Regions from separate parts of the Mus musculus genome. Here region 1 is linked to region 2. The links are chromatin loops, found by intact Hi-C in ENCODE. Cell type or tissue: heart. All regions are shown on one strand. Each heading gives the region's core, and the rest is flanking DNA. Links, peaks and the distances in the headings are about the cores only. Region 1 has its middle 32 kb from the start of Gm35195. Region 2 has its middle 120 kb from the start of Gm5570.

Evidence for each region. Peaks named below come from ENCODE experiments on the same cell type or tissue, not always from the same donor. Only the 100,000 strongest peaks of a DNase experiment are listed, where the experiment ranks them.
Region 1: it touches region 2 in a loop (12-fold over the local background); 5 of 42 quality-filtered maps call a loop at or near these places.

Annotation. Positions count from the first base shown.
Region 1 is chr6:59,657,870-59,674,657 of GRCm38, forward strand. No RefSeq gene overlaps it. Among named protein-coding and RNA genes, the nearest start is that of Gm35195, 32 kb to the right of the region's middle. In heart, for the core only: a CTCF peak has its summit at 9,675 (motif pointing right); no DNase peak of the experiment used is centred there.
Region 2 is chr6:60,194,699-60,209,886 of GRCm38, forward strand. No RefSeq gene overlaps it. Among named protein-coding and RNA genes, the nearest start is that of Gm5570, 120 kb to the left of the region's middle. In heart, for the core only: a CTCF peak has its summit at 7,075 (motif pointing left); no DNase peak of the experiment used is centred there.

The DNA.
Region 1 (16,788 bases), core at 4,926-12,925, 540 kb before region 2:
ATGTCTGTGAAACAGGTAATTTGGTTCATATAGAAGTGAGTTGACATTAGAGCAGATGATAAAGGTTTTTGTTTTCCATTTCAGCAATATAAAATCCCAACATGAATATATGAAAAAAATCCTGTACAATTTGAAACTATGTCCCTCTTTGTCTCACCTCACAGATTCACGACTTAAATTGGATTCTAGGTTTAAGGAACAGAGACGCTGTATTAGTAAATATTCTTGATTCACTGAAATTAAATTGTAAATTCAAATCAAGATTGTAAACACAAAATATTCACAAGTATTACTCCGGAATTTCTGCAAATGGTATTATTATTGAAAATCATTACTGGATTTATGTATGATTAATTGCCTTTATTTCAATATTGCAAAAGAAGTTTCAATAAAGGGCCCAATGCACATCATTCAGTGGAATTTATTAGGAACTGATGCCAATGTCACATTTATTACCCTATCATGAATATGAATATTTTTGTACATTTTAAAATGTAGGAACTACAATTACATAAAACTCCTAAGGATATCAGTCAGGTATTTCAATTACTTTTCTGTAGATGTATGGTTTATTTTGGGTAGTTTCCAAAAATATCTTAAAGGGTCATGTTGAAGGCCAGCCTTGTCAGGTTATGGTGAATTGAAGTCAGGCAGTAGTGTTAGCAATTTATCACTCAGCAGACTGTTTTCTAAGAATAAAGCTTGATTCAGTGGGGCCAGCACTTCCTGTGACCTACAAGAGTCTACTGGAACTCTTTGGGGGCTAGAGAGAAGGTAAAAAGAAAAAAAAAAGAGGGAAATGATTCAAAGACTCAGGAAAACACACACACACACACACACACACACACACACACACACACACACACACGTCTTATGACTGGCACCTGACTTCCTCATATCCCTCAAGATAGCCACGTACCTTGAGCTGCATTGCGCAGATCGTAAGAGCCAATGAACTGTGCATACGTGGACTGGGGTGAGGGGGAGTGGACTGGAGGGGATAAAGGAGAATGGCCGAGAGAGGTCGGGGCATTCTTCTTTTGCCTACACATTTGTGAAGCCTTAATAAACTGCCTTGAGAAGGACGTTGGTTTCGTCGTGGAGAAGGTAGCAACATATAGATCCCAGAAGAGTGTTTTAAGTAGCATAAACATTAAAAAGTGTTTACATTCTACTTTTCACTTAATGAATTATCATATTTAAAAAATATGTTCTGAGATACACTTATTTGAAAAACAATTTACATATTTCACATGAAGGAGAAAACCCAAGAGCCCACACACATTCAAAACTAAGCAACTTGATTAAGAAGGTATAAGAAAGCCAGGTAATTTTAAGTAATCTTATACATATTGAAATATTGAAATATTGAAAGAATCACAAATCTAATTTTATATAAAAATCTACCATTCATCTACATTATATCCTTAGGGTACACATCTACTGATCACCAAAGATTTTATTAAGTCATCTGGAAGCTGAGGGGATTAATAGGTACAAGATATTAATCATCATCTTGATCACATGCCCCATTCTGGAAAGAGTCCTGTCAGGTAGTGCTGGTAGGGCTGCCATTGTTCTTGTTCACTGACAAAAATCCCTAGATCAACTAATCAATAAGTTTATAGGTTAACTATAAATAGTGTGCCTTTCTGATCTTCAAAATTATTACCTAAGATTTTGTCAGTAGTAGCAAAGACATAAATATTTTATACTAACTTAACAAGTTACAACTACAAATTCTTTTTAAAAGTGTTGGTCATTGCTGACAATCTACCTCTCTAAATACCTTTCAAGGGTGGTGAATGAATTATTGACTATCCCAGTAATAATTTTTAACAAAGTTCAATCACTACTTTTGTGTGTGCTTGTAATACTGCCCAGTGAGGGACTAGAAGCCCCCTCTGAGTTTTCACACAACCCTTAGATTAGGAAGAATGTGAAGACTGATGGTACAACAAGCAGAGCTATGCTCCATAACAGCATGGAGTCCTCAGTTATTTAGAACTCATGCAGCTGCCCTTCTGATATTCATTGTAATTATGCTTCTCAGTAGGCCAGAATCCATGAATTCTAACAATTTTTTTCTCTAAATTGTATCTCCACAAGAACACATATTATTCAGTGTCTCCTTGATGGCAGACTCTCATATGCACACATCTGACTTGGCTTTATTACAAATCATGTAGCGTTGTTTCATTAAAACTAAGTTAAAAATAAATAGATAAATACTATATGTAAATACTATATATACATATATGTATGTATATATGTAACATCAAATATTGAAATATTGTTATATTAAACTTTATGGTAGAGTTGTTTAAAAATGTGTGGGAATAAACACACACACACACACACATATGTGTGTGTGTATATGCATATACATACACATGCCTTTTATAGCAATAAATTTAAAAAGAGCAATAGGGGACATATGGGAGGATTTAGAGTGAGAAAAATAACAGTGATGCAATTATAGTATAAAACAGAAAATAAAAGAACTAAAAAACAGTGTTCCTCAGAATAATAATAAAAAAAAAGTCTTGGAGTGTCATTTCTGTATGATCATTCCTACCACTGGGTAGAGTAGGGTAGAGAATGTGCTTGTAACCATAGCAATATCTCAAAGGCTCCAAGTCACTCAGGTGTAAGGAGACCCTGTTTCAAACATATGCCATAGAATTTCAGAATTAACATTTTTTCTATATGTAAAAATATGTACAAATACATATATTTCTATTGGGGATTTTTTTTTTTTTGTATCGTGTATTCAGATGCTGACTTCTATGTGCAAATATCTGGTTGTAGTCTGGATGATGGCATTGTCAACTATCTCTGCATTCTATGTCATGTAAAGATTATTTTCTTTCACTTGTGATAGGTTAATAAAATATATAATGAGTTAGTTATCTTGGCAGAAGAGAAAAGTGCAGGACTTCTCATCCTAGTCAGGGAGTCCCAGAAGGTGACAAAAGAAATGAGAGAAAGACCACTAGGAAAATAAGGTGTGGAGAAACCACATGGTGTGAATAGGGGATTTCCCCTTGAGGCTTGCAATGAGGGAGGAGCTATTAGAATATACATGGAAAAGAACAAGCAAGAACAAGCATGGATGGCAAATAATGTGGCACTTTTCTGGGTATCAGCAGCATCGTTGGGTTATTAAAGTTCCAGACCTTCCCAGATTAGGCTTGCAGTGTGTTAATTACAGTTCCAGGTCTCAGTGTTCTTACTCAGGAGCTAAAATCAGGTAGGACAGGTATAGAAACGTCCTGCATTTACTTGGGATCTAAAAGGATCTGAGAATCCACATTCTTCCAAGAACATTCTATTGCATTTGGCACAATGTGTGGGAGGCAAGAATTTACTAAACATCCACACTTAGACAGAAATCTAACCTTAGAAAGAACCAGTCTGTAGGTTTAATTTTTAAAAATCTACATTTAGTACAGATTCTCAAATTCTTTGACCAGACTTCTAGACTGCCATTCAAAGGTAAGGAAGAAAAGATGATAACTAGTACAACTGCATGTTCACCTGTTTAGAAGTAGTTCCTTGGGGCAATTCCAATTTCCCTTCTTCAGGAAACCAGCAGTTCAGCTCAGTAATTAGGATACCAAATGTGAATCGGCAGTTGTGACTAGATCTAGCAGAAACCACCAGGCCTCTGCTGAATCTTCAAAAGTCAGTGGCTGTGATCAGGATGATCCTGGACACCAGAAGAAGTTCTTTGCTCTGCCTCTTTCACTGAAGTGAAGATTAGCCAAGATTAAAATTCAATCCCAATGAATCACTGAAAAACTAGCCATTCAAGCTCACAGTCCTTGTCTGTTCAGTCCACTTGATTCTCTCTCCAAACATCATGTGTATCACTATGTGTCTTACCTTAGCAAAACCCACGAGTCTGTCTTAGCAAACTAGACCTGAGTGGAAATTACCTGACATATGCAGAAATTTCCAGTTCATTTTCTGCATTTTGTTTAAAAAAATTGCATTTTTCTAACATTAAAATTTACATATAATAAAAATAAATATATAAACTAAAATTTATATCATAATTTAAGGATCTGCTTATGAACAATATAGTCTAAAAAAAACAAGTTTAAATTTCTGTTAGTATACAATAAGTTTCCAGAAACAATCTTAAATTCCTATCAGTATTAAAAAAAACCCTTTAATTTCTAATAACACACAATAAAGAGAAAATAACCTTACATAATAACTAGAGTACTATCTAGAGTTTCCTCCCTCCTCCACCCTCCAGCATTTGCATGTTTTCATTCATCCTTCTGGCTCTCTGGGATTCTTGCCTGCTGCCCATCCCCATACCTGATTCTTTACCCCTTTTCCTCTCCCACTCCCTTTTCTCACACTGGTCATTTCCTACCTCTGTATCCCTTGATTATTTTAGTCCCCTTATAAGTGGGGCTGAAGTATCTGCACTTGGAATTTCCTTCCTGTTAAACTTAATATGTCTGTGAATTGTATCGTGGGTATAATGTATCTTTTGGCTAATATCCTCTTGTCAGTGACTACATACCATGCATGTCTTTTTGGGACTGCATTACTTCACTCAGGATGATATTTTCTAGCTCTATTCACTGGCCTGCAAAAAATTAATGAGGTTCTCATTTTAAATAGCTGAATATTATTCCATTGTGTAAATGAATTATATTTTCTGTATACATTCTTCAGTTGATGGTCATCTGGGTTGTTTTCAGCTTATGGCTATTACAAATAAGACAGATATGAACATAGTAGAGCATGAATTTTTATGGTATAGTCGAGCGTCTTTTAGTTACATCTCCAGGAGTGGTATAGCTGGGTTGTCATGTAGAACTGTTTCAAATTTTCTGGTGATTTTCATTTCCCTGATGCCTAAGAACTTGAACATTTGTGTAAGTGCTTGCAGGATATTTGGGATTCTTCTGTTGAGAATTCCATTTAGCTCTTTGCCCCATTTTTATTTTTATTTTTTGGTGTTTTGGAGTCTAACACTGTGTATTCTTTGTATTTTTAAGATGTTACCTCTGTATTGGACATAGGGTTAGTGAAGATCTTTTCCCAATCTGTAGGTTGCCAATTTGTCCTGTTGACAGCATCCTTTACCTTAACAGAGGCTTTTCAGTTTCAGGGTCCCAGTTGTCAATTGTTGATCTTAGAGGCTAAGTTCAGTTCAGGAAAATTCCCCCCAGTCCCAATGTTCAAGGCTACTTCCCATTTTCACGTCTATTAGATTTAGTGTATCTGGATTTATGTGGCAGTTCTGGATCCTCTTGGACTTGAGTTTTGTACAAGGTGATGATATGGGTCAATTTGCATTCTCTTACATGCAGACACCCAGTTAGACCAGCATCATTTGTTGAAGATGCTTTTTTTCCCCCACTGTATGATTTTGGGTTCTTTGATAAAGATGAAGTGTCCATAGATTATTTTTTCTTCTTGATCTTCAAATTTATCCCATTCATCAATCTGGCTGTCTTTGTACCAATACCATGTGGTCTTTATATCAATTGATGTGTAGTATAGTTTGAGTTCAGAGATGATAAATTCCTCCAGAAGTTCCTTTATTAAAGGAAAGAGAGAGAGAGAGAGAGAGAGAGAGAGAGAGAGAGAGAGAGAGAGAGAGAGAGAGCAATCTGATTCTAATATCTACTTGCTTTTTTTCTTTTATTATTTTTGAGCATTACGATTAACAAACCACAACCAATCCCTCTAAATTAATGGCCAATACTTAGGATCAACTACAAATGACCAATACCCAACCCTACCTCTCAAGAACCTCGAATTTATATACCCCCAGAAAATGTCCCTGAATCCTTAATGTCACACAACTCCAAAAACTATCTGCTGCTAGAAAAATCACAGCCCTCTAGATTTTAAGGAAAATGGTAGTCATTTGCACTGGAAACTCTGAAGCAGTTTCACACCTGGCATTAACTGAAAGTACATTCTTATAATATTTCTGTGTGTTTTAAAGAAACTAAAATTCAAAATTCTTAATACACTTAAATTGAGAGGAAGATAACTGATATTTTTGATCGATTCTTTGGATTGGATCACAAACATATCAGTAAATACAATCCATGTGTGTTATTTTGTGACTGGGTTACATCATACAGGATGATATTTTCAGGTTCCATTCATTTGCCTACAAATTTCATGAAATCATTGTTTTTAATAGTGGAGTAATACTCCATTGTGTAAATGTATCACATGTTTCTGTATCCATCCCTCTGTTGAGGAACATCTAGGTTGTTTCTAGTTTCTGGCAACTATAATAAGGGTACTATGAAGATAGTAGAGCATGTGTTTTTGTTATATATTGGAGCATCTTTTGGGTATATGCCAATGAGTGGTATATATGGGTCTTCAGACCAGAACTAGAATTAGTTCTAGTTTTCTGAGGAACCACAAGCCTGATTTCCAGAGTGGTTATACCAGCTTGCAATCTCACCAGCAGTGGAGGAGTATTCTTCTTTCTCTACATTCTCACCAACATCTGTGGTCACTTGAGTTTTTTATCTAAATCATCCTGAGTGATGTGAGGTGGAATCTTAGGGTTTTTTGTTTGTTTGTTTGTTTTGTATTTGTTGGTTTTTTATTTGCATTTTCCATGATGACTAAGGATGTTGAACATTTTTAAAGTGATTCACAGCCATTCTAGATTCCTCAATTGAGAATTTTCTTTTCTTTTTCTTTTTTGTTTTGTTTTTTTCGAGACAGGGTTTCTCTGTATAGCCCTGGCTGTCATGGAACTCACTTTGTAGACCAGGCTGGCCTTAAACTCAGAAATCTGCCTGCCTCTGCCTCCCAAGTGCTTGGATTAAAGGCATGCACCATCACGCCCGGCATCAATTGAGAATTTTCTGTTTTGCTCTGTACTCATATTTCAATAGAGGTTTTGGTTCTCTGGAGTCTAACTTCTTGAGTTCATTGTATATTTTGGTTATTAGCCCTCTATCAGATGTAGGGTTGATAAAGACATTTGCCCAGTCTGTGGGTAGCTCTTTTGCCCTATTGACAGTGTCTTTTGCCTTACAGAAGCTTTTCAATTTTATGAGGTCTCATTTGTTGATTGTTGCTCTTAGAGTATAAGCCACTGGTGTTCTGTTCAGGAAATTTTCCCCTGCCCTGTGCTCATGTGTTTGAGGCTCTTCTCCAATTTCTCTTCTATTAGATTCAGTTTATCTGGTTTTATGTGAATATCGTTGGTCCACATGGACTTGAACTTTGTACAAGGAGGTAAGAATGGATCGATTTGCACTCATGTACTTGCTGACAGTCAGTTGAACCAGCACCATTTGTTGAAAATGCTGGCTCCCCCTCATTTTCAGGGTAATTTTTTTGAAAAAAATCCAGTATGTGGATTCATTTCTGGATTTTCAATAATATTCCATTGCTCTGCCTGCCTGTCTTTGCACCAGTATCATATAGTTTTAATCACTATTGCTCTATAAAACAACTTGAGGTCAGAATATTAATTTCCCCCAAGGGCATTGTCAACTATCTATCTCTCTATGTAATGTAGAAAATGTTTGTTATAACCTCTGATTGGTTAATTAAATATCTGATGACCAATTAGCTGAGCAGAAGCAAAGAGTGCAGGCTTTTATCCTACTCCGGGGCTCCCAGAGGGTGACAGATGAGAATAGAGAAGGGCCACTAGGAAGAAGAATGTGGAGAAACCATGTGGAGAGAACCAGAGAATTCACCAAAAGAGTTGTAATGAAAAAGGAGCCTTGAGGATATACATTCAACAGAGCAAGCCAATACTATCTTAGATGGCAAGTTATGGGTCTTCTTTCTGGGTATTAGCAACCTAGTTGGGTTAGAAAAGTTCAGAATCTGCCCAGCTTAGGTTGGAAATGTTTTAATAAAATTACAAGGTCATGTGATTACTTAGGATCTAAAATCTGGTAGAGCAGGTGGAGAAATTCTATTTACTTGAGATTAAAAGGGAACTGATAATCCAAACTCTCCACAAAGAAATACTATTGCGTTTGGCACACTGAATATGGGGCAAGAACTCAGTAAATAATATCCACACTTAGAGAGAATCTAAACTTAGAAAGGACCAGGCTGCTGACCTGGAACAGTTTTTGGCTGTCCTGGAACTCACTCTGTAGACCAGGCTGGCCTCGAAGTCAGAAATATGCCTGCCTCTGCCTCCCCAGTGCTGTGATTATAGGCATGCGCCACCACTGCCCTGCAGACTTAGTGTTTTTAAAACCGACTTTATTAAGGATTCTCAAAATACTTTGACTCCCATTCTAACCCAGAATACAAAGATAGGGGAGAAAATAGGGTACATAGTACAAGTGGACATTTAGAAAAATAGGACATTTAGAGCAATTCCAATTTCTGTTCATCATAACAGCAGTATAGTTCAGTAGCGTTAAGATATTAAACATGAATCAGCAGCTGTGGATAGATCTAGCAGAAACCACCAATCCTCTGTAGAATCTACACAACTCAGTGTCAGCAACCAGGATGAGCTTGTACACCAGGAAATAGTCTGTGCTGTGACTCTCTCAATGAAGTAAAGATCAGCAAAGACTAAACAAGACTAATGAGTTATTGCAAAACTAGCTATGGGAGTTTGCAATCATTGTCTGTTGAGTCCTATTTATATTCTTTCCAAACATCATGTGTCCCACCATGGGACTTGCCTCAGCAAAACCAATGTGAGTCTGTCTTATCAAAACACCACCTGAGTGGGCATCACCCAACGTATCTAGAAATTTCTACTTCATTTTTCCCCTTTTTGTTTAAAATTTGTCAGTCTCTCAATCATTACCAATTTGTATACATTAAAAATAATTATAAGAATCAAAAAAAATTAGAACTTTACATCATATTTTAATTAACAGCTTAAGAAAAATATAGTTTAATGAAACAACCTCAAATTTCTATTGATAAACAACACAAAAACTCTTAAATTTCTATCAATATAAAGTAACTTTATAACCCTTAATTTTCTATTATTACACCATAGAAAACATGGTTCATTCCTTCACTCCTGAATTCTTCATCCCATCTTCCCTTTGCTTCTGAGAGTGTGGTCCCCCATCTGTCCACTCATTCATACCTCACCCCTGCCAGCATTCCAGTTCCCTGGAGCTTCAACTTTCTGTAGGATTAAATGCATCCTCTCCTGCTGAGGCCAGACAATGCAATCTGCTGATACATATGAGCCTGGGACCACAGACCAGCCCATGTATGCTCTTGGATTGGTGGTTAGTCTCTGGGAGCTCAGAAGGGCCAGGTTAATTGATACGTTTGTTCTTCCTATGGGATACAATCCTCTTCACCTCTTTCAATCCTTCTGCTAACACTTCCACAGGGGTCCTGTGCTCAGTCTAATCGTTGTCTATAAGTATCTGCACTAGTCTCAGTTAGCTGCTGGTAGAGCCTTTCAGAAGATAGCCATGATAGGCAAGCTCAACATGGCATCAGTAATAGTATCAGAATTTGATATCTCCGCACAGGATGGATCTTAAGTCGGGTTTGTCACTGGATGGCCTTTCCTTCAGTCTCTGCTCCATTTTTTAAAAGGTATTTTCTTTATTTACATTTCAAATGCTATCTGCTCCATTTTATCCTGCATTTCCTTTAGACAGGAACAATTGTGGGTCAAAAATTTTGAAGATGGGTTGGTGATCTCATCTCTCCACTGGGGGGCACTGTGTTTCCACTGGATGTAGTCTCTTCAGGTTCCATCTCTCCACTGTTGGACTATTTGGCTAAGGTCATCCTCATTGAGTCCTGTGAGCCTTTTATATCCCGGGTCTCTGGTACTATCTAGAGTTTCCTCCTACCCCAATTCCCCATTAGCTGCATATTTTCATTCACCTTCCTGGCCTTCTGGGATTCTCTCCTAACCCTACCCCATACCTGATTCTGCCCACCTTTTTTTCTCTCCCTCCACCTTGCTCACTCAGGTGATTTACCTACTTTACCTTCCGTGAAACATTGTTCTCTTCTATGTAGAATTAAAGAAATCACATTTGGGCCTGCCTTCCTGTTAAGCTTCATAAGGTCTGTGAGTTATAGCATGGTTATTCTGTATTATTTACTAATATAAACATATCAGTGAATACATACCATGCATGGTTTGTGTGTGTGTGTGTGTGTGTGTGTGTTAGCTTGCTCATGATAATCTTCTCTAGTTTTATTTACTTGCCTGAAAAATTCATAATGCTCTCATTTTTAATAGCTGAATAGTATTCCATTGTGTAAATGAATAGTTTCTGTATCCACTGTTAGGTTGAGGAATATCTGTGTGGATTCCAGCTTCTGGTTATTACACATAAGACTGCTATGAGTATTGTGGAGTATGTGTCCTTTGTTTATATGCACTGGAGTGCTATAGATGGTTTTTCATGTAGAACTATTTCAAAAGTTCTAATAATTTTTATTTCCCTGATAACTAAGAATATGAACATTTCATAAGTGCTTCTGTTGAGAGTTATCTGTTTAGCTCTGTACCACATTATAAATTGGGATATTTGGAGTTTTGGAGCCTAACTTCTTGAGTTCCTTGTATATTTAGGATATCAGCCCTTTATTAGATGTAGAGTTAGTGAAGATCTTTTCCCAATCTGTAGGTTGCCAATTGGTCCTATTGACAGTGTCCTTTTCCTTAACAGAGACTTTTCAGTTTCATGAGGTCTAATTTGTAAACTGTTGATCTTAGAGCCAGTGGTGCTGTTCATGAAAATATCCCCTGTGCCAATGTGTTCAAGGATACTTTCCACTTTTTCTTCTATTAGATTTCATGTATCTGTATTTATGTGGAGTTCCTTGATCTACTCGGACCTGAGCTTTGTAAAAGGGGATACATATGGATCAATTTACCTTCTTCTATATGCAGGTTGCCAGTTAGACCATCACCATTTCTGGAAGATTATTTTACTTTTCCACTGGATAATTTTGGCTTCTTTGTCAAAGATAAAGTGTTTATAGGTGTGTGGTTTTATTTCTTGGTTTTCAATTCTGTTCCATTGGTCGATATGTCTCTGTACCAATGCCATGCCTTTTTTATTTTTTATTTTTTTATCACTGTTGCTTTGTAGTACAGCTTGCAGTCATGGTTGGCGACTCTCTCAGAAGTTCCTTTATTGATGAGAATTGTTTTCACTATCATAGGTATTTTGTATATGAACTTGAAAATTGCTCTTTCCATGTCTGCACTGGAATTTTGATGGGATTATGATGGATCCTTGTGGATCCAGCCTCACACACTCTTCCAATAAGGAATTCTTTTAATCTCTGAACCATGCAGAGACTGCACAACAAATGTTACAACTAGCTTTATTTTTCTCATATATATATATATTTTTTATTATCTGCAATCTTTTTTTTTTCTTACAATCCAGTCATTGTCCCACTCCGCTTTTGCCCTCTGAGTATACATCATCCCTTCGTCCTCCCTGGTCTCCAAAAGGATGCTCTCACACCCTCACAACCCCACACCCCACCAGGCTGCACTATTCTCTGGGTCCTCAACTCTTTCACGGATTAGACAAGTCTTTTCTCATTAAGGCAAAACTATGCAGTCCTTTGCTGTATGTGATGGGGGTCTTGGAAAAGCTAGTGCATGCTGACTGGTTGGTGGTTCTGAGAGATCTCAGCGGTCCATGTTTAGTGAGACTGCTGTTCTTTCTATTGGGCTGCCCTCTTCCTCAACTACTTCCAGCTTTTCCCTGATTCAACCAAGGAGTTCTATATGTCAGACTATTGGTAGGGTGTAAGTATCTTTTGTCTCAGTCTGTTGCTTTATGGGCCTCTCAGAGGGCAGCCATGCTATGCTTTTGTGTGGAAGAACATCATAACATCAGTAACAGTGTCAGGCCTTGGAGCCAAACCCTGAACAGAATCCCAAATTTGGCAAGTCACACTTTCTCTAAGTCTTTTCTCCATTTTTGTTCCTGCAGTTCTTTTAGATAGGAACAATTCAGGATCAGCGATTTTGACTCTGGGATAGAAACCCCATCCCTCCACTTTCAACTGGAGGTGGATTCTACAAGGTCCCTCTTACCACTATTAGGCATTTCTTCTAAGGTTCCTCCCTTTGACTATTTTGACTCTCTCAACTTCCAGGTCTCCAGTAAACTATAGAGGCTATGCGCCTCCTTCTACCTGCCAAATTTGTGTATTTCCATTCATTCTGCTGGCCCTTGAGTCTTCACTCCTGTTCCCCTCCTCCCCAGCCCCAACCCTGTATCATGTTCCCATTTCCCCCTGCCTTTCCTCCTCCCCTCTCCCACCCAATTTCCTCCCTACATCTGCCCTCTGCTTTTTATTTATTCCCAAGTATGATTGAAACATCCTCTTTTGGGCCCTTTGGCTTGTTAACTTTCTTGAGTTCTATGGATTATATCCTGGGTATTCTGTACTTTTTTGGCTAATATGCACTTGTTAGTGAGTACATAACATACATTTGCTTTTGGATTTGAGATATCTCACTCAGGATGATATTTTCTAGTTCTATTTATGTTCCTGCAAAAGACATCATGTCCTGCTTCCCTGGGTTCAATTAGAGAAGATGCACCTAACCCTCAAGAGACTAGATGACCCAGGGAGTTTAGAGATCTGGTAGGGTGAGTGATAGGGGTAAGGACATCCTTGTGGAGACAGGAGTGTGGGGGAGGTATGGGTTATGTCACACTTGGAGGGTGGATGGGGTCGAAATCTGGAATGTTAAAAAATATAGTAAGAAAGAAAAGAAAAAAATAATAGCTGAACAGTATTCCATTGTGTAAATGAACTCCAGTTTTTGTATCATTTCTTCCCTTGAGGAACATCTGTGGTGTTTCCAGATTCTGGCTATCACAAATAAGGCTACTATGAACATATTATAGCATGTGCCCTTGTGGTGTGATGTGGTACCTTTTTGTATATGCTGAGGAGTGTTATAGCTGTGTCTTCAGGTAGAGCCAACCAGGAATGCAGGAGTGTTCCCCGTTCTTGGCATTCTACCCAACAAGTTGCAGCTAGGTTTTTTTTTTTTTTTTTTTTTTTTTTTTACCTCTGGGCAATACCATTATTTTCTTAGGGCACCCAAAAGACAGCTACAGCCCACCACACCACACCCCCAAAACCACCCCTTGTAGAAGGAAGCAATTTCAAGGGACCAGTGCATCATTTCCAAAAAAAGCAGAGTAGGTGATTACTGGTCTTTTGGTGGATCAATTGTTCATGGTCTTGGTCAAAGAAGAAACAAGAGAAGTTATATTCAGTGATTTCTTTCTCTCCTTTTCTTTCCTCTTTCCTTCTTTTTTTCCTATTGTGGTGAAGCAGATGGTGTTTACATTAAAAGATAGAGATATAACAATGATATGTAAAACATAGATTATTGATTCTACTTTTAGGCCAAAGAGCATTGATAAGCAAAACGATTTTATTTGGCAGAGAATCTGTATATTGATACAAATTTAAGGTTATATATAGTCACAATATTTTATGTAGTCAAGTTTCAACTTGCTGGATTTATTTTTTGGGGGGTGGCTTTAATATTTTATTAAATATTTACTTTATTTACATTTCAAATGTTGTTCCCTTTCTTTGTTTCCTCTCTGAAAGCCCCCTACACCTTACCCCTCCCATGGACCCACCTACACCTGCTTCCCACTCTGGCATTCCCCTACACTGGGGCATAGAGCCTTCACAGGACAAAGGGCCTCTCCTACCATCAATGACAAACTCGGCTATCCTCTGCTACATATGTAGCTGGAGCTATGATTCTCCCATGTCTACTCCTTGGTTGGTGATTTAATCTCTGGGAGCTCTGGGGGTACTGGTTAGTTCATATGGTTGTGTCTCCTATGGGTCTTCTAGACCCTTCATCTCCTTAGGTTCTTTCTCTAGCTCCTTCATTGGGGATTTTGTGTTCAGTCGAATGTTAGGCTGCGAAGATCCACCTCCGTATTTTCAGGCACTGTTAGAGCTTCTCCAGAGACATCCATAACAGGTTTCTTTCAGTAAGCACTTTTTGGCATCAACAAAAGTGTCTGGGTTTGGTGATTGTATTTGGGATGGATCCCCAGGTTTGGCAGTCTCAGGATAGTCCTTACTTCAGTCAATCCTCCACAATTTGTCTCTGTAACTTCTTCCATGGGTATTTTGTTCCCCCTTCTAAGAAGATCAATGTATTCACACTTTGGTCTTCCTTCTTCTTGAGCTTAATGTGGTTTGTGATTGGTATCTTGGGTATTCCGAGCTTGTGGGCTAATGTCCAATTATCAGTAAGTGCATATCATGTGTGTTCTTTTGTGATTGGGCTACCTCACTCATGATGATATTTTCTATTTCCATCCACTTGCCTAAGTAGCTCATAAATTCATTGTTTTTAATAGCTGCATAGTACTCCATTGTGTAAATGAAAAAAAAATTCTATATCCATTCCTCTGCTGAGGTACATCTGGGTTCTTTCCAGCTAGTGGGTATTACAAATATGGCTGCCATGAACATAGTGAAGCACTTATCTTTATTACATGTTGGAGCATCTTCTAGTTATATGCCCAGGAGTGGTATTAGTGGGTCCTCTGGTACTAATATGTCCAATTTTCTGAGAAATTGCCAAACTTATTTCCAGAGTGGTTACATCAGGTTTCAATCTCATGAGCAATGGAGGAGTGTTTCTCTTTCTCCACAATCTCGACAGCATCTGCTGTCACCTGAGTTTTTGATCTTAGCCATTCTGACTGGTGTGAGGTAGAATCTCAAGGTTGTTTTGATTTGCATTTCCCTAATGACTAAGGGTGTTGAGCATTTCTTTAGGTGTTCCTTAGCCCTTTAGTATTTCTCAGTTGATAATTCTATGTTTAGCTCTGTACTTCATTTTTAAATAAGGCTGTTTGTTTCTTTGGAGTCTAACTTCTTGAGATTTTTTTGTATATATTGGATATTAGCTGTCTATCAGATGATTGGTAACAATCTTTTCTGAATCTGTCCATTGCCTTTTTGTCCTATTGACAGTGTCCTTTGCTTTACAGAAGCTATGAAATTTTATAATGTCCCATTTGGCAATTATTGATCTTATAGCATAAGCTATTGGTTTTTTGTTCTGGAAAATTACCCCTGTATTTGTGCTCTTGCCCACTTTCTCTTCTATTAGTTTCAGTTTATCTGTTTTTATGTAGAGGTACTTGATCCACTTGAACCTGAGCTTTGTACGCAGGGATAAGAGAGGACTGATTTACATTCTTCTAAATAGTAACCTCCAGTTGAGCCAGGATCATTTTTTGAAAATGCTGTCTTTTTTTTCCACTGGATGGTTTTAGCTCCTATGTCAAAGATCAAGTGACCATAGGTGTGTGGGTTCATCTTGGAGTCTTCAATTCTATTCCATTATCTCCCTGCCTGGTACTGTAGAAATACCATGTAGTTTGTATCATAATTGCTCTTTAGTTTAGCTTGAAGTCAGGGATGTTGATTTCACCAGAACTTCTTTTATTGTTGAGAATAGCTTTCGCTATCCTAGGATTTTTGTTATTCCAGATGAATTAGCAAATGGCTCTTTCTAACATTATGAAGAATTGAGTTGGAATTTTGATGGGTATTGCCTTGAATCTGTAGTTCACTTTCAGTAAGATGGTCATTTTTACTATATTAATCCTGCCAATACACGAGCATGGGAGATCTTTCCATATTCTGAGATCTTCCTCAATTTCTTTCTACAGAGACTTGAAGTTCTTATCATACAGATCTTTCACTTGCTTTTTTTAGAGTCACACCAAAGTATTTTATATTATTTGTGACTATTGTGAAAGGTGTTATGTCCCTATTTTCTTTCTCAGCCTATGTATTCTTTGTGTAGAGGAAGGCCATTGATTTCATTGAGTTAACTTTACATCCAGTTACTTCACTTAACTTTTTTATCAGGTTTAGGAGTTCTCTGGTAGATTTTTTTTGTCACTTAAGTATACTATAATATCACCTGCAAATAGTGATAGTTTGACTTCTTCCTCTCCAATTTGTATCGCTTTGATCTCCTTTTGTTGTGTAATTGCTCTGGCTAGGACTTCGAATTCTATATTGAATAAATAGGGAGAGAGTGTGTAGCCTTCTCTAGTCCCTGATGCTTTAACTTTCTCTTCATTTAGTTTGATGTTGGCTATTAGTTTGCTGTATATTGCTTTTACTATATTTAGGTATGGGCCATGGATTCCTTATCTTTCCCAGACTTTTATCATGAAGGGGTATTGGATTTTTGTCAAATGCTTTCTCAGCGTCTAATGAGATGATCATGCGTTTTTTTGTTTTTTTGTTTTTTTCTTTAAGTTGTTTTATATAGTGCATTACATGGATGGTTTTCCTTATATTGAACCATCCTGGGATTAGTTGATTGTTTTTGGTACATTCTTGGATTCAGTTTGCAGGAATTTTATTGGGTATTTTTGCTTCGGTATTCATAAGGGAATTTGGTCTGAAGTTCTCTTTCTTTGTGGGGTCTTTGTGTGGTTTAGGTATCAGAGAAATTCTGTTTCATAGAATGAAATGGGTAAAGTACCATCTGTTTCTAATCTGTGGAATAGTCCCTGTGTCTTCTAGTTAGTCGGGGTAACAGTTTATTTATTTTGTGATTTTCTCAAAGAACCAGCTCCTGGTTTGGTTGATTCTTTGTATAGTTCTTTTTGTTTCCACTTGGTTGATTTCTGCCCTGATTTTGATTACTTCCTGCTGTCAATTCCTCATGGCTGAATTTTCTTCGTTTTGTTCTAGTGGTTTCAGATGTGCTGTTAAGCCACAAGGGTATGCTCTCTCCAGTTTCTTTTTGGA
Region 2 (15,188 bases), core at 3,335-11,334:
TTGGGTGCTTTCTCTAGCTTCTCCATTGGGGTCCCTGTGTTCCATTTTATAGATGACTGGGAGCATCTACTTCTGTATTTACCAGGCACTGGCATAGCCTCATATGAGACAGCAATAGCAGGGTCCCTTCAGCAAAATCTTTCTGGCATATACAATAGTGTCTGGGTTTGGTGGCTGATTATGGGATGGATCCCCAGATGGGGATAATCCATCCTTTCATCTTACCTCCAAACTTTGTCTCTGTAACTCCTGATTCATCATTTTTAATAGCTGAGTAGTACTCCATTGCATAAATAGTCCACATTATCTGTATCCATTCCTCTGTGGAGGAACATCTGGGTTCATTTTAGCATCTAGTTTTATAAATAAGGTGGCTATTAACATAGTGGATCATATATCCTTATTAAATATTGGAGAATCTTCTGGGTATATGCCCAGGAATGGTATAGCTTGGTTCTCCAGTAGTACTATGTCCAATTTTCTGAGAAACTTCCAAACTGATTTCCAGACTTGTTGGAACAGCTTGCAGTCCCACCAGCAATGTAGGAGTGGTCCTCTTTCTACATAACCTTGCCAGCATCTTCTGTCACTTAAGTTTGTTTATCTTAGCCTTTCTGACTGGTGTGAGGTGGAACCTCAGCGTTGTTTTGATTTGCATTTCGCTGATTACTAATAATGTTGAACATTTCTTTATGTACTCTTCAGCCATTCTCTATTTCTCAGTTGAGAAATCTTCCTTTAGCCCTGTCCTTCATTTTTAATAGGGTTGTTTGGTTCTCTGGAGTCTAACTTCTTGAGTTCTTTGTATATATTGGATGTTAGCCCTCTATTAGGTGTAGGGTTTGTAAAGATCTTTCCCCAATCTCTTGGTTGCTTTTTTGTCCTATTGATAGTGTCCTTTGCAATATAGAAGCTTTGAAATTTTAGGAGGTCCCATTTGTCAGTTCTTGATCTTAGAGTATAAGGTTGGTGTTGTGTTCAGGAAATTTCCTCTTGTGCCCATGTGTTCAAGGTTCTTCCCCAATTTCTTTTCTATTAGTTTAAATCTATCTGGTTTTATGTGAAGTTCTTTGTATATATTGAATATTAGCCCTCTACTAGGTATAGGGTTTGTAAAGATCTTTCCCCAATCTCTTGGTTGCTTTTTTGTCCTATTGATAGTGTCCTTTGCAATATAGAAGCTTTGAAATTTTAGTGGGTCCCATTTGTCAGTTCTTGATCTTAGAGTATAAGCTTGGTGTTGTGTTCAGGAAATTTCCTCTTGTGCCCATGTGTTCAAGGTTCTTCCCCAATTTTTTTTTTCTATTAGTTTAAATCTATCTGGTTTCATGTGGAGTTCCTTGATTCACTTCAACTTGAGTATTGTACAAGGAAATAAGAATGAATCAATTTGCATTCTTCTACTTTCTAACTGCCAGTTGAACCAGCACCATTTGTTGAAAATGCTTTCTCTTTTCCAGTGGATGCTTTTAGCTCCTTTTTCAAAGATCAAGTGACTATAGGTGTGTGAGTTTATTTCTGGGTCCTCAATTCTACTCCATTGATCTATCTACCTGCTGTCACTGTACCAATACCACACAGTTTTCATCACTACTGCTCTGTAATATTGTTTGAGGTCCAGAATGGTGATTCTGCCAGAAAAGGGGGAACAAAATACCCATGGGAAGAGATACAAAGACAAAATGTGGAGCAGAGACTGACAGAAATGCCATCGAGAGACTGCCCCACAGGGGGATCCATTCCACATATATATATACCAAATACATACACTATTGTGGATGCCAACAAGTGTAGCCTCACCCAGCCTGAACCGGGCTGGTGCAGACTTTGTCACCACTGAGGTGGGATCACCTGTGGTGCAGCTTTCTGACTTAGCTGGCTTCTTTTGATGTGTCAACTGCCCTGCTCTTCTCCGAGATCCTGCTGCCTGCTGAGACACCTTTAAGACAATCCACATGGTGAGGCATCTTTGGGCTGGCTCCGGGCACCAAGAATGGATTGGCGGGGGGTGGGGGGAGGGGGCTTTGCCCCTTTAGAAGCACAGTCTCTAAGTAAACTCTCGGGCTTTGATAAGAGCAATTTGTCTTGGCCTCATTCTTCTCTCCAAGTCTAAGTCTCTATTTAAGCCCCAGCCTGCCTTCCAGGAGTACCCAGTTCATGTAGGCTTTGGGCAGCTTATAACTACAGATTGGTGCCTGAACCAGTGACCTGAAAATGGCGGGAAACATTGAGGGACTGTCTTATGTGGAGGTCGACAAGAAGGGAAGAATAAGAAGATCATACCGGGGACAGTGAGCAACTGGTATTTATGCTAGCCCTGGTTTTAAACTTCATTTTTTAAAGTATTGCTGGAGGTGTGATAGGATACAGGCTAAGTTGGAACAGTGCTGACCCAATGCTGATTCCACTTAGGGTTTGGCAGCGAAAAATGGGACTAGTAACTTCAAAACAGGCTGATGTCTGCAGTCAAGAACTGCATTAGGCGAGAGGAGTGGGGCTTAAAATAATAAAATAAAATAAAATTAAATTAAATTAAATTAAATTAAATTAAATAAAGGAAAATGGATTTCAGAAATCTCCCAGGGACACAGGAAAATCTGAAGATGTCCAACCTTCTTTCTGGCCCCTAAAGAGAAGTTTTCTACTCTCTTTGTATTGTCTATGCTTGGTGCACCTATCTGTCCATGTGTCAATTCATTTATGCTTTTGTCTCATTGTCTGAGTGACTGAATGTTCTGTGTTTCTTGTTGGAAAATAAAAATGGCTAAAACTTTATCTGCTGATTCAGCAAAGCCTGAGAGTGGCCCAAACTTTATCCAAGAATCAAGCACAGCAGGAGAGCCACTGCTGAAAAGCTGTTTTTTAAAGAAATGGGGTCTGCAACCTCTTAGATCTAAGGGAAAAAAGAAGATAGCTGTTTTTTTCCTAGAAAATTCTCTGCAATCGTGACTATTGTGTTTAGAAAATGACAAAGCGCTTTTTGATCTTATAATTATAGCAAGAAAAGGTAAAATTCTTTGATTGGTCTAAATTCATAAGATTCGTGTAGCCACTTAATTTCGTTTTTTACTGGACTTAAAGGCATAATATGCTCTATATGTCTTCATCATAGAGTATTAGCTATAAGTTACTGAGTATGATTAAAAGGGTGTAACATTGGTAGCAAGACAGCTTTAAACTTGTAACTCAGGGTTGGAGTCTTTAAAACATGTGGCATAAAGCAGGTCAAAAAAACTAGGCTTCTAAGGTTACTTCTAGTTGAGGTAATATTTAATGTGATTCTTATCCTAGAAAGTAGACTTATAAAGATAAGATTTAAAACAATGTCTCTTGCATGAAGCATTAAATTTTGCACTGTCATGCATTCATAGGTATAAATTGGCAGCCAAACTTCATAACAAGATAGTGATGTTTCTAATATTGATTTTAAAGATGATACATTGTTAAATTGTTAGAATTGGGTTTTGCTTCTCAAAGTTATAGTTATAGTCTAATATTGCAAAGGAAACTTTAAAATTCTAAAATCTGTCCTCACAGTAAGAGGAACAAAGTTAAGAGCAGCCTCAGTGGTCCTGTGTGGCTTTCTTTTGTTTTGCAAACAGTGCCTAGGAAAGATCTTACCTGCCTTCAGGGGAATTTTTCCTTACCTAAAAGAACATTGTTGCAGATATATCCAGATGTTGTTCTAAATAAAGTTCAAATTCAGAATTTATAAAAAGTCAATCAGGCTGTAGAACTTATAAAGGCATTACAATCTGGCTTGCCTACTTCATATAAAATTATTATAGATTGAAATTTTGTTTTTTCCTTTGCATCCTGATAATTGTAAAGGGTTTGCTTCTAGTGAACTGGTAATCACTGGAAAATTTTGCCTCTAGGTATGGCTAATATAGCTTTATATTATGTAAGACAATTTTTTATTGTCTCTGCTTCAATACAAGAAGCTGAGAGTTTGACTCTTTCAGTGTATATTGTTTCCTAAGTGGAAAGTATTTTATTACCTAAGGATTCTAAAGGGAAGTTTACTTCAAATCTTTGCTGTCACACAATGAGCTTTAAAGTTCTGGGGAGTAATTGTTGCTCCATAAGATTCAGAGGCAATATCTTTTTAATATTTAGAGTTTTAGTTATGCTAGAAAATTGTGGTACAGAAAAATCTAAGAACGAAAAATTGATTTGCTTCAAAATTTTATTTTCAAAAGCGTCCAGGAGATGTTAATTGTCTAAGACCTCACCTTAAGGTCTTAACGTGACTTAAACCTTTGTTGGATGTTATCTTGAGACACACAAATTAACTAGTAAAAAACAAAAGGCTTTCCAGAAAATAAAGGAAACTTTTACAATTGTTATCAATTATAATCAATGGTAATTAAATATTAGCTGCTTATTTTAATTATGGTTATTAAATGTGCCCACAACAATCCTTTGGCAAGAAAAAACATTAATGTATAATCATCTTTCTTCACCTCAAAGTTTTAACAACCTATTATAAGGCTGCTGTGGTGCTAATAAAGAATTGCTAGATAAATTCATATATTTTATAAAAACTATATCAAAATACTGTGTCTTAAAAACCTGACAGTGTCTGTTCCTTGTTCCAAACAGCAATTAAATAGGTTATTGCAGAATATTGGTATTTTGCCTATTGCATACCATCATTTTAAATTCAATTCATAATCACTCTCCTACAGATAAGATAAAAATTGTTTTTATGCATGCTTTTGTACCTCTATAAATTCATGCATGCATGCATTCCATTTACTGTGTTTAAAAACAGCCCTTCTATGGGAGAAAAGTATAAGTGAATTGGATCACATGCTTATTCTTTTGAATTTCCTCCTGTTTCAGCACAGATAATAAAATTGTGTGCTGTAGATGGTGTTAAAATGTTGAATCATCAAACTTCAATTTGTATATTAATAGTCAATATTGTATCTGAAAGCTTACAATTGCTGAAAATTGTTCATCCCTCAGATACTATAAATTCTCAAATATACAATGGTTTATGCATATATAATTCATAAGAAAAAATGCTGTTCTTTTTAGAACACTGTTTTTGGACATTTAATAATTTGTCCTAGATTGCCTGGACAAGACCTTAAGTCAATGCCACACTAGATTTATATCTTAGGCAGATTACAGGCCTTACACAAAAATAATTGGCCATATAATCTCATTCCTTATATAATCAAAACAGTAATGGTCTGATAATATTTTGGTATTTTTAGAGAATTAGCATGTCAAATTGTAAAAAAAAAAATGTTCTTAGTGTTCTCAGATTCTACCTGTTTCCACATAATGGTGTTAATTCTTGAGAACTTATGCTTAATCAATTGCTGCAAATGGATACTCATTTATGATTAATAAATCAATTATACACATGTGACTATTAATACCTTTACAAGCGATTTCTTTTTGCTTCTCTATATAAGGGAGGGACATCTAGAAATGTAATTGATCATTGTTTACAAGCCTGTTTTTTTTATATTTTTTTATTACGTAATTTCCTCAATTACATTTCCAATGCTATCCCAAAATTCCCCCACAACCCCCCCGCCCCGACTGCCCTACCCACCCATTCCCATTTTTTGGCCCTGGCGTTCCCCTGTACTGGGGCATATAAAGTATGCCTGTCCAATGGGCCTCTCTTTCCAGTGATGGCCGACTAGGCTATGTAAAGAGACCTGCAACCCTGTAGATGCAACATTATGAACTAATCAATCAGTACCCCGGAGCTCTTGTCTCTAGCTGCATATCTTTACAAGCCTTTAATGCTATAAACTCATTAGGACAGATAATGGTCCATTCTATACTGACAAAAATTTTACTTCTTTTTGTAAGGAATTTGGTATCAAACATAAAACTGCAATTTCTTATAATCTCATGAGACAAGGAATTGTTGAACGTGCTCATCACACTCTGAAAAAATGGCTTTTAAAAACAAAACAGGGGCAGTTATACCCCGCAAGGTCACCAAACGCACATCTTGCTTTGGTCTGTTCATTTTAAATTTTTTGCAAACTGATGTTAAGGGTCAGTCTGCAGCTGATTGCCACTGGCATCCAGTTACTTCCATTTCTTATGCCATGGTTAAATGGTGGGACTCATTAACTAATATGTGGAATGGTCCAGACCCGGTTTTAATCTGGGGAAGAGGTTCTGTCTTTGTTTTTTCACAAAAAGAAGATGGAGCGAGATGGCTGCCTGAAAGACTTGTTCGTCAAGTGGACACAGATCCTCAATCTTCTAGTATGATTCTAACCTCATTGATAGCTAAAAATCCTTTTTAGCTGAAGAGTTAATTTTGAGCATAGCTTTCACTCTTAGAAAAATGTTGGCCTTTCTGCTAATTCTCAAAGTCACTTCCCGCACACAGGGAGGTCAGAGTCTGACCTTGATCTTTGCTGATTTGTAACCGAATAAAGTACCTGGACATCCCCAAAGAACCTTTTATTCTGTTGCTTTTCAACTATCTCGACTTTTTTTTTTCATGCAGGTCAGTCTCTCTTTACAGCCTGATTTCAGCAAGCATGCAGCCTCACCTCCAGCAAGTGCAGGTGGCAGAAAATTGTCAATATGAAGAAGAATATTGAGTATATGTTGTGGCTTTGGTCTGATTTTGGAACAAGATGTGCTATGAGGAGCAGTCAGCCAATGACGGGACAACCAGATTTTGAAACTGTATCAATCTAAGACAGAGGTATATGCCAAGAGGCCGTGGTTTGTTAATAATACACCACAGAGCCATATTTGTGTAAAATAAACACAAACAAGCTGCATATATGTCCTGCGCTATTGTTCTTTGCCCGGAAAAAACATGTGTGGGACAAAAGATCCTTCCATAGTTAATCTTTATTTCATAATGATGAGGTAGACCAAAAAAACTCAGAAACGTGTATGGCTTAAATACCCCCTGGTGTGACGTGTCTATATACGACTGGCAGCTTTACCCAAGATCTCATACGCACCGGGGATGGGCTAGTGACTTTGGTGGGCTTTTGCTCCCTGCACATGCGCACAACACAGCTTGATCTAAACAAAGAGATTGGTTTGGCACAATGGAGGTTTAGCGCCATCTAGTGATGGCACGTATATTGCGGCTTTCTACAATTCCCCCTTTTAAGTATAAAAAAATGCAAGCTACTCTTATGGATGAAGATAGAGGTCGAATTCCTAGTGTGCAGAAATAGGGGCTATGTACAGGATTATCTCTTAGGCTCACAGGTCTTTTCTCAGAGCAACCCTGACCTGCTCCCGTGCCATTTTTCATAGGGGAGGGACACTTGGTCACTCAACCCTCATGCAAAACGACTTGTCTTCTAGGAACACTCGAATCTCTGAGCAACTCATATGCGGTGCTTAGCCCAGCAATCCATGAGTCAGAAACCTACTAACTCTTTCCTGTGCAATGAGTCCAGCCTCTAGGAGTGCAAGAGCTGAGCAGTCAAGTGCTTGCAAAGTCATCTTAGCATAGATAACCAGATTTCAGGGGAGTTGCCTTGCTCTATGGCAGCAAGTGCTTGAGCAATTACCACCTTGTCACGTCTCTGTTGAGTTCTGAGTTCGCAAACCAGCCAAAGCATAAACACTAATCCACAACACAGGGCTGCGCCAAACAGGCCCACTCCCACCCATTCCTTAAAATATGACAATGCAGAGGACATCCAGGAAGTAAGTCCTTTGAATCCATTAATCAATGATGGGTCCACGCATGTGGAATTAATCGCCATCACTGCTACACGTAGCGCCTCAAGCGTTTCATCAAATCCTTCAGACTAGTTTCCTGTAAGAAACAAAGACAATTCTTTAGATAGATTAGCTGCACGTGTCCAACTTTCATATTGGACACTAGTAATACATAAGGCTCCTGATTTCTTATCACAGCCAAGCTGGGCCATTTGGAGCAGAACTTCCAGCCTCTCCTCCACAAGATCAATGTGCTGGTTCACTATCATTAGCCCACCTTTTAATTGGGCACTGTGCACTGAATGTTGATCGATCACATTTGCCACAGAGGAGGACAACTGTTCGATAGTCGTGCTTGACTGGACTGATGCTGCCATAGCAAATCTAGTAGCCGTAGCTGCGGCTGCACTGGCAGCCATTGCCACCACAATGGCTGCAGTGATACCAAAGTCTCGCTTTTGCCTGAGCAAAGATACGGTGGAAGGGGTTTCCACGGGGACAGGAATCCATCGTGGAATCTTGGCAAGCATAGCACGGCTAGCCCAATCAAGGTTCCAGCATTGTGACATCCAGCAGGTTTCATTAGTACAGGATTCAAAGGAACTGTTAGAAAGAATAAACAAAAAAGGGGTGTACACACAAACTGGAGTACGTGAATAACTAGTCTGATTTACCAGGGTCTTATTAACTCCATTTCAGTAGTAGAATTTTGATAAGTGGTTCCATCAGGTAACTGAACTAGATGATACTGAACGAATTTTGAAATACCATTAAAAATCGCTTTTCCAGCAGCTCCTCCTTGGAGGAAAACCAAGGGATTAAGATCTGTACAGCTACCATTAATCCCACAAAGTACCCATTTATGAAAAGGATGCATTCTAAAGCCTTGTATGAAAAGTCACTTTTTCATAACTAATTCTTTCTCTGGGTCAGCCATCATGCTGGGAGAAAAGGAAAAGGTTTTACTCTGATCTGCCCAACGAGTGACGGAGGATTGACAACCAGACCAAGGCAGGATCAGCCCTTCATCTTCCAAGCTACAGTGATGGCCCATTTTTGGTTGGTGGGGACGCTCTTTGTCTGAAAAGTTAGGTGGTAGAAATGTACCATTAACCCAAATTGCCTCCTGCCAGAAGGTCCGATTTGTAAAGGTTATAACTGCATTCAAATATCTATGGTTGTGCTCACCCAACCTCCTCGGTGCAAATTAAACCTCCCCAAAGCTTGGCCAGTAAGTCTGATACAATCTCCCAATTCATTAATTTGGAAACAGAGAGAACCTCGTTCCCTTAGAGAGCGTTTTTCCCCCAGTGGTGCCCAGATAGGATCATATGGTAGGTATGGCAGGCCTAAAGTTTTATTGGTCGTAAAAAAACTTGGGGAAAACAGCTGTATTATGATGGACAGGCATGGGCTTAGGGAAGGCAGACAGAATTGCCCATCTATACTCTCCAAATATACTAGGAACCCAAATCCACAGAGGCAGCACGAGGGCTAGAGTTAGTTTCCAAGGGATCCATCCGGGAGTCATTTTCAGGTGTCAGAATTCTTCGTGTCAGTCATTCCGGCAGCCAGAATGGGTTGTCTTCTCCCTGTGGGAAAACTCAAACAGCTCCCCTGGATCTTATTAAGACAGGATCCGGGCCTTTCCAGAGACCAGTCAAAACATCTTTCTATTTTACCATCTCTTTTGGCCTGTCAGGCTCTGAACAGTGACGTTCAGCCGCAGTATGGCCTTGGGCATCAAGACTTAAAAAATTAAGAGTGAGGAGTGCGATAGAAAGAGCTACTCTTGGTACTGGGGGTAGAGCCTCCTCGATTCCCTCCTTTTGTTTAATTAAGTAGGATTTGAGAGTACGATGGGCATGTTCTACAATGCCCTGCCCTTGAGGATTATACGGTCAAGTCTATCCTGCTCTCCTTTACCTAATCCCTTTCCCTCTTTATAGCCCAATTTCTTCATCATTTGAACAGCTTGTGGTGAGTATTCATTAGTCAAGGTCATTCCTATTGCCTGTAAAATGTCTCTCCCCCAAAGATTAACTGTGAGTGGTAAGACATAGGGAGTGAATCGTCCCGTTTGACCTTCAGGTGCCTGCCAGCTCAAAGAATAGGAGCTGATAGTGGGGCAGGGCTGATAGCCTAACCCTTGTAATGTATGTGATGACTGAGTAATGGGCCAAGCTTTTGGCCACCAGTGGGAAGAGATGATACTTTTATCTGCTCCTGTATCCAATATCCCTTTAAATTGTTTCCCTTTTATAACTAACTCTAAGGATGGCCTGGAGTCAAGAGGCATTATTAAGTAAGCAGAATCATTTCCAGTAGAGCCAATCCCTTTTGCAGCTTGAGGGAAATCAGAGGAGGGGGAGTAGCCATGTAGGCTTGGCAAAATTATTAGCTGAGCTATTTTATCCCCTTGTGAGATAGAAAAAACACCCTGAGGGCAGGAACAAAGAACTTGAATTTCCCCCTCATAGTCATGATTTACAACTCGAGGGTGAACAATGAGGCCTTGTAAAGTAAGGGAGGCCCGGCCCAGTATTAGGCCGACACTTCCGAATGGCAGAGGCCCTTTGTAGTAAGTGGGAACGGGCTGCATCCCCATTTGGGGTATCAGTATGAATCGAGTGGTGGAACGGAGATCCACTCCTGCTGAGACTTCCACAGCTCTGCGAAGAAGCTCTGCTCACGCTGCTTTAAGACAGACTGCAGCGCTGTGATCACAGAATGTGAAGTTCCCATACTGCTCCTTTATCTACAGGAGAGGTTTAAATACGGGACAAGCACCACGGCTTATATACTTCCATCTGACCGTGCCTAGTAGGAGTCAAAATTCAGCCCCACCTCTGGTGAGTGCAGGATAAAACCAGGAGGAATAGGATTAACACAGGCAGCATGAAAACAAAAGCTTTCATTACCACCTTCCAGTTAAGGGGAGGGATTAAAGGGATTAAAGCCAGACATGTCTCTCAGGTGAGAGATTCTGAACAGGTAAGAGTACGAATACAGAAGCTAAAAGCTTCTGGAACAGGAAGGAGCCACAGAGATTCTAAGGCAGCCCCCTTTTTGGGCCCCAGACACCTGGCCACTTTTCTGGCCAGAGGAAAGGGGTTCGCCCATCCCGGGAGCGCTTTGCCTGAGCATTGGCAGCAGACATCTTGGTTCTGGGGCCCCGCAGAGTATATTCTGCACAGCTCCAGAGATTACCAGATGGAGAAAGGCAAACTTAAGAATCCTACTAACAGAAATCAAGACCACTCACCATCATCAGAACGCAGCACTCCCACCCCACCTAGTCCTGGGCACCCCAACACAACCAAAAAGCTAGACCCGGATATAAAAGTATATCTCATGATGATGGTAGAGGAAATCAAGAAGGACTTTAATAACTCACTTAAAGAAATACAGGAGAACACTGCTAAAGAGTTACAAGTCCTTAAAGAAAAACAGGAAAACACAACCAAACAGGTAGAAGTCCTCAAAGAAAAACAGGAAAACACATCTAAACAGGTGATGGAAATGAACAAAACCATACTAGACCTAAAAAGGGAAGTAGACACAATAAAGAAAACCCAAAGTGAGGCAACGCTGGGGATAGAAAACCTAGGAAAGAAATCTGGAACCATAGATGTGAGCATCAAAAACAGAATACAAGAGATGGAAGAGAGAATCTCAGGTGCAGAAGATTCCATAGAGAACATCGGCACAACAATCAAAGAATATACAAAACACAAAAGGATCCTAACTCAAAACATCCAGGAAATACAGGACACAATGAGAAGACCAAACCTACAGAAAATAGGATTTGATGAGAATGAAGATTTTCAACTTAAAGGCCAGCATATATCTTCAACCTAATTATAGAAGAAAACTTACCAAACCTAAAGAAAGAGATGCCTATGAACATACAAGAAGCCTACAGAACTCCAAATAGACTGGACCAGAAAAGAAATTCCTCCTGACATATAATAATCAGAACAACAAATGCACTAAATAAAGATAGAATATTAAAAGCAATAAGGGAGAAAGGTCAAGTAACATATAAAGGCAGGCCTATCAGAATTACACCAGACTTTTCACCAGAAACTATGAAAGCCAGAAAAGCCTGGACAAATGTTATACAGACAATAAGAGAACACAAATGCCAGCCCAGGCTACTATACCCAGCCAAACTCTCAATTACCATAGATGGAGAAACCAAAGTATTCCACAACAAAACCAAATTCACACATTATCCATCCACGATTCCAGCCCTTCAAAGGATAATAAGAGAAAAAAAAAAAAAAAAAAACAATACAAGGACAGAAATCATGCCCTAGAAAGAGCAAGAAAGTAATCCCTCAACAAACCAAAAAGAAGAAAGCCACAAGAACAGAATGCCACCTCTATCCACAAAAATAAAAGGAAGCAACAATTACATTTCCTTAATATCTCTTAATATCAATGGACTCAATTCCCCAATAAAAAGACATAGACTAAGAGACTGGCTACACAAACAGGACCCAACATTCTGCTGCTTACATAAAACTCATCTCAGGGAAAAAGACAGACACTACCTCAGAGTGAAAGGCTGGAAAACAATTTTCCAAGCAAATGGTCTGAAGAAACAACCTGGAGTAGTCATTCTAATATCGAATAAAATCGACTTCCAACCCAAAGTTATCAAAAAGACAAGGAGGGACACTTCATACTCATCAAAGGTAAAATCCTCCAAGAGGAACTCTCAATTCTGAATATCTATGCTCCAAATGCAAGGGCAGCCACATTCATTAGAGACACTTTAGTAAAGCTCAAAGCACACATTGCACCTCACACAAAAATAGTGGGAGACTTCAACACACCACTTTCATCAATGGACAGATCATGGAAACAGAAACTAAACAGGGACACAGTGAAACTAACAGAAGATATGAAACAAATGGACTTAACATATATCTATAGAAAATTTTATCCTAAAACAAAAGAATATACCTTCTTCTCAGCACCTCACGGGACCTTCTCCGAAATTGACCATATAATTGGTCACAAAACAGGCCTCAATAGATACAAAAATATTGAAATTGTGCCATGCATCCTATCAGACCACCATGGACTAAGGCTGATCTTCAATAACAACATAAATAATGGAAAGCCAACATTCACGTGGAAACTGTACAACACTCTTCTCAATGATACCTTGGTCAAGGAAGGAATAAAGAAAGAAATCAAAGACTTTTTAGAGTTTAATTAAAATGAAGCCAGTACATACCCAAACCTATGGGACACAATGAAAGCATTTCTAAGAGAAAAACTCATAGCTCTGAGTGCCTCCAAAAAGAAAATGGAGAGAGCACATACTAGCAGCATGACAACACATATAAAACCTCTAGAAACATAGGAAGAAAATTCACCCAAGAGGAGTAGAGGGCAGGAAATAATCAAACTCATGGGTGAAATCAACCAAGTGGAAACAAGAAGAACTATTCAAAGTATTAACCAAATGAGGAGTTGGTTCTTTGAGAAAATCAACAAGATAGATAAATCCTTAGCTAGACTCACTAGACGGCACAGGGACAACATCCAACATCCTAATTAACAAAATAAGAAATGAAAGGGAAACATAACAACAGATCCTGAAGAAGTCCAAAAACACCATCAGATCCTTCTACAGAAGGCTATACTCATTGGAAATGTAAATGAGCTAAATACCTAATAAAAAATGGAAAAAAAAAGGCTATACTCAACAAAACTCGAAAACCTGGACGAAATGGACAAATTTCTAGACAGATACCAGGTACCAAAGTTAAATCAGGATCAAGTTAACGATCTAAACAGTCCCATATCCCCTAAAGAAATAGAATCAGTCATTAATAGTCTCCCAGCCAAAAAAAGCCCAGGACGAGATGGGTTTAGTGCAGAGGTCTACCAGACCTTCAAAGAAGATCTAATTCCAGTTCTGCACAAACTATTCCACAAAATAGAAGTAGAAGGCTCTCTACCCAACTCATTCTATGAAGCCAAAATTACTCTGATACCTAAACCACAGAAAGATCCAACAAAGATAGAGAACTTTAGACCAATTTCCCTTGTGAATCTAGATACAAAAATCCTCAAAAAACTTTGCCTTAACCAAATCCAAGAACACATTAAAGCAATCATCCATCCTGACCAAGAGATTTAATACCAGGGATGCAGAGATGATTTAATATACAGAAATCCATCAACGTAATCCAGTATATAAACAAACTCAAAGACAAAAACCACATGATCATCTCCTTAGATGCGGAAAAAGCATTTGACAAGATCCAACACCCATTCATGATAAAAGTCTTGGAAAGAACAAGAATTCAAGGCCCATACATAAACATGATAAAAGATATCTACAGCAAACCAGTAGCCAACATCAAAGTAAATGTTGAGAAGCTGGAAGCAATCCCACTAAAATCAGGGCCTAGACAAGGCTGTCCACTCTCTCCCTACCTATTCAACATACTTGAAGTCCTAGCCAGAGCAATTCGACAACAAAAGGAGATCAAGGGGATACAAATTGGAAAAGATGATGTCAAAATATCACTTTTTGCAGATGATATGATACTATATATAAGTGACCCTAAAAATTCCACCAGAGAACTCCTAAACCTGATAAAGAGCTTCAGTGAAGTAGCTGGATATAAAATTAACAAGTCAATGGCCTTTCTCTACACAAAGAATAAACAGGCTGAGAAAGAAATTAGGGAAACAACACCCTTCTCAATAGTCACAAATAATATAAAATATCTTTGTGTGACTCTAAGGAAGTGAAATATCTGTATGATAAAAACTTCAAGTCTCTGAAGAAAGAAATTAAAGAAGATCTCAGAAGATGGAAAGATCTCCCATGCTCATGAATTGGCAGGATAAACATTGCAAAAATAGCTATCTTACCAAAAGCAATCTACAGATTCAATGCAATCCCCATCAAAATTCCAACTCAATTCTTCAAAGAATTAGAAAGAGCAATCTGTAAATTCATGTGGAATAACAAAAAACCTAGGATAGCAAAAACTCTTCTCAAGGATAAAAGAACCTCTGGTGGAATCACCATGCCTGCCCTAAATCTTTACTACAGAGCAATTGTGATAAAAACTGCATGGTACTGGTATAGTGACAGACAAGTAGACCAATGGAATAGAATTGAAGACCCAGAAATGAACCCACACACCTATGGTCGATTGATCTTCGACAAGGGAGCTAAAACCATCCAGTGGAAGAAAGACAGCATTTTCAACAAATGGTGTTGGCACAACTGGTTGTTATGATGTAGAAGAAAGCAAATCGATCCATTTCTATCTACTTGTACTAAGGTCAAATCTAAGCGGATCAAGGAACTTCACATAAAACCAGAGACACTGAAACTTATAGAGGAGAAAGTGGGGAAAAGCCTTAAAATTATGGGCACAGGGGAAAATTTCCTGAATAGAACAGCAATGGCTTGTGCTGTAAGATCGAGAATTGACAAATGGGACCGCATGAAACTGGAA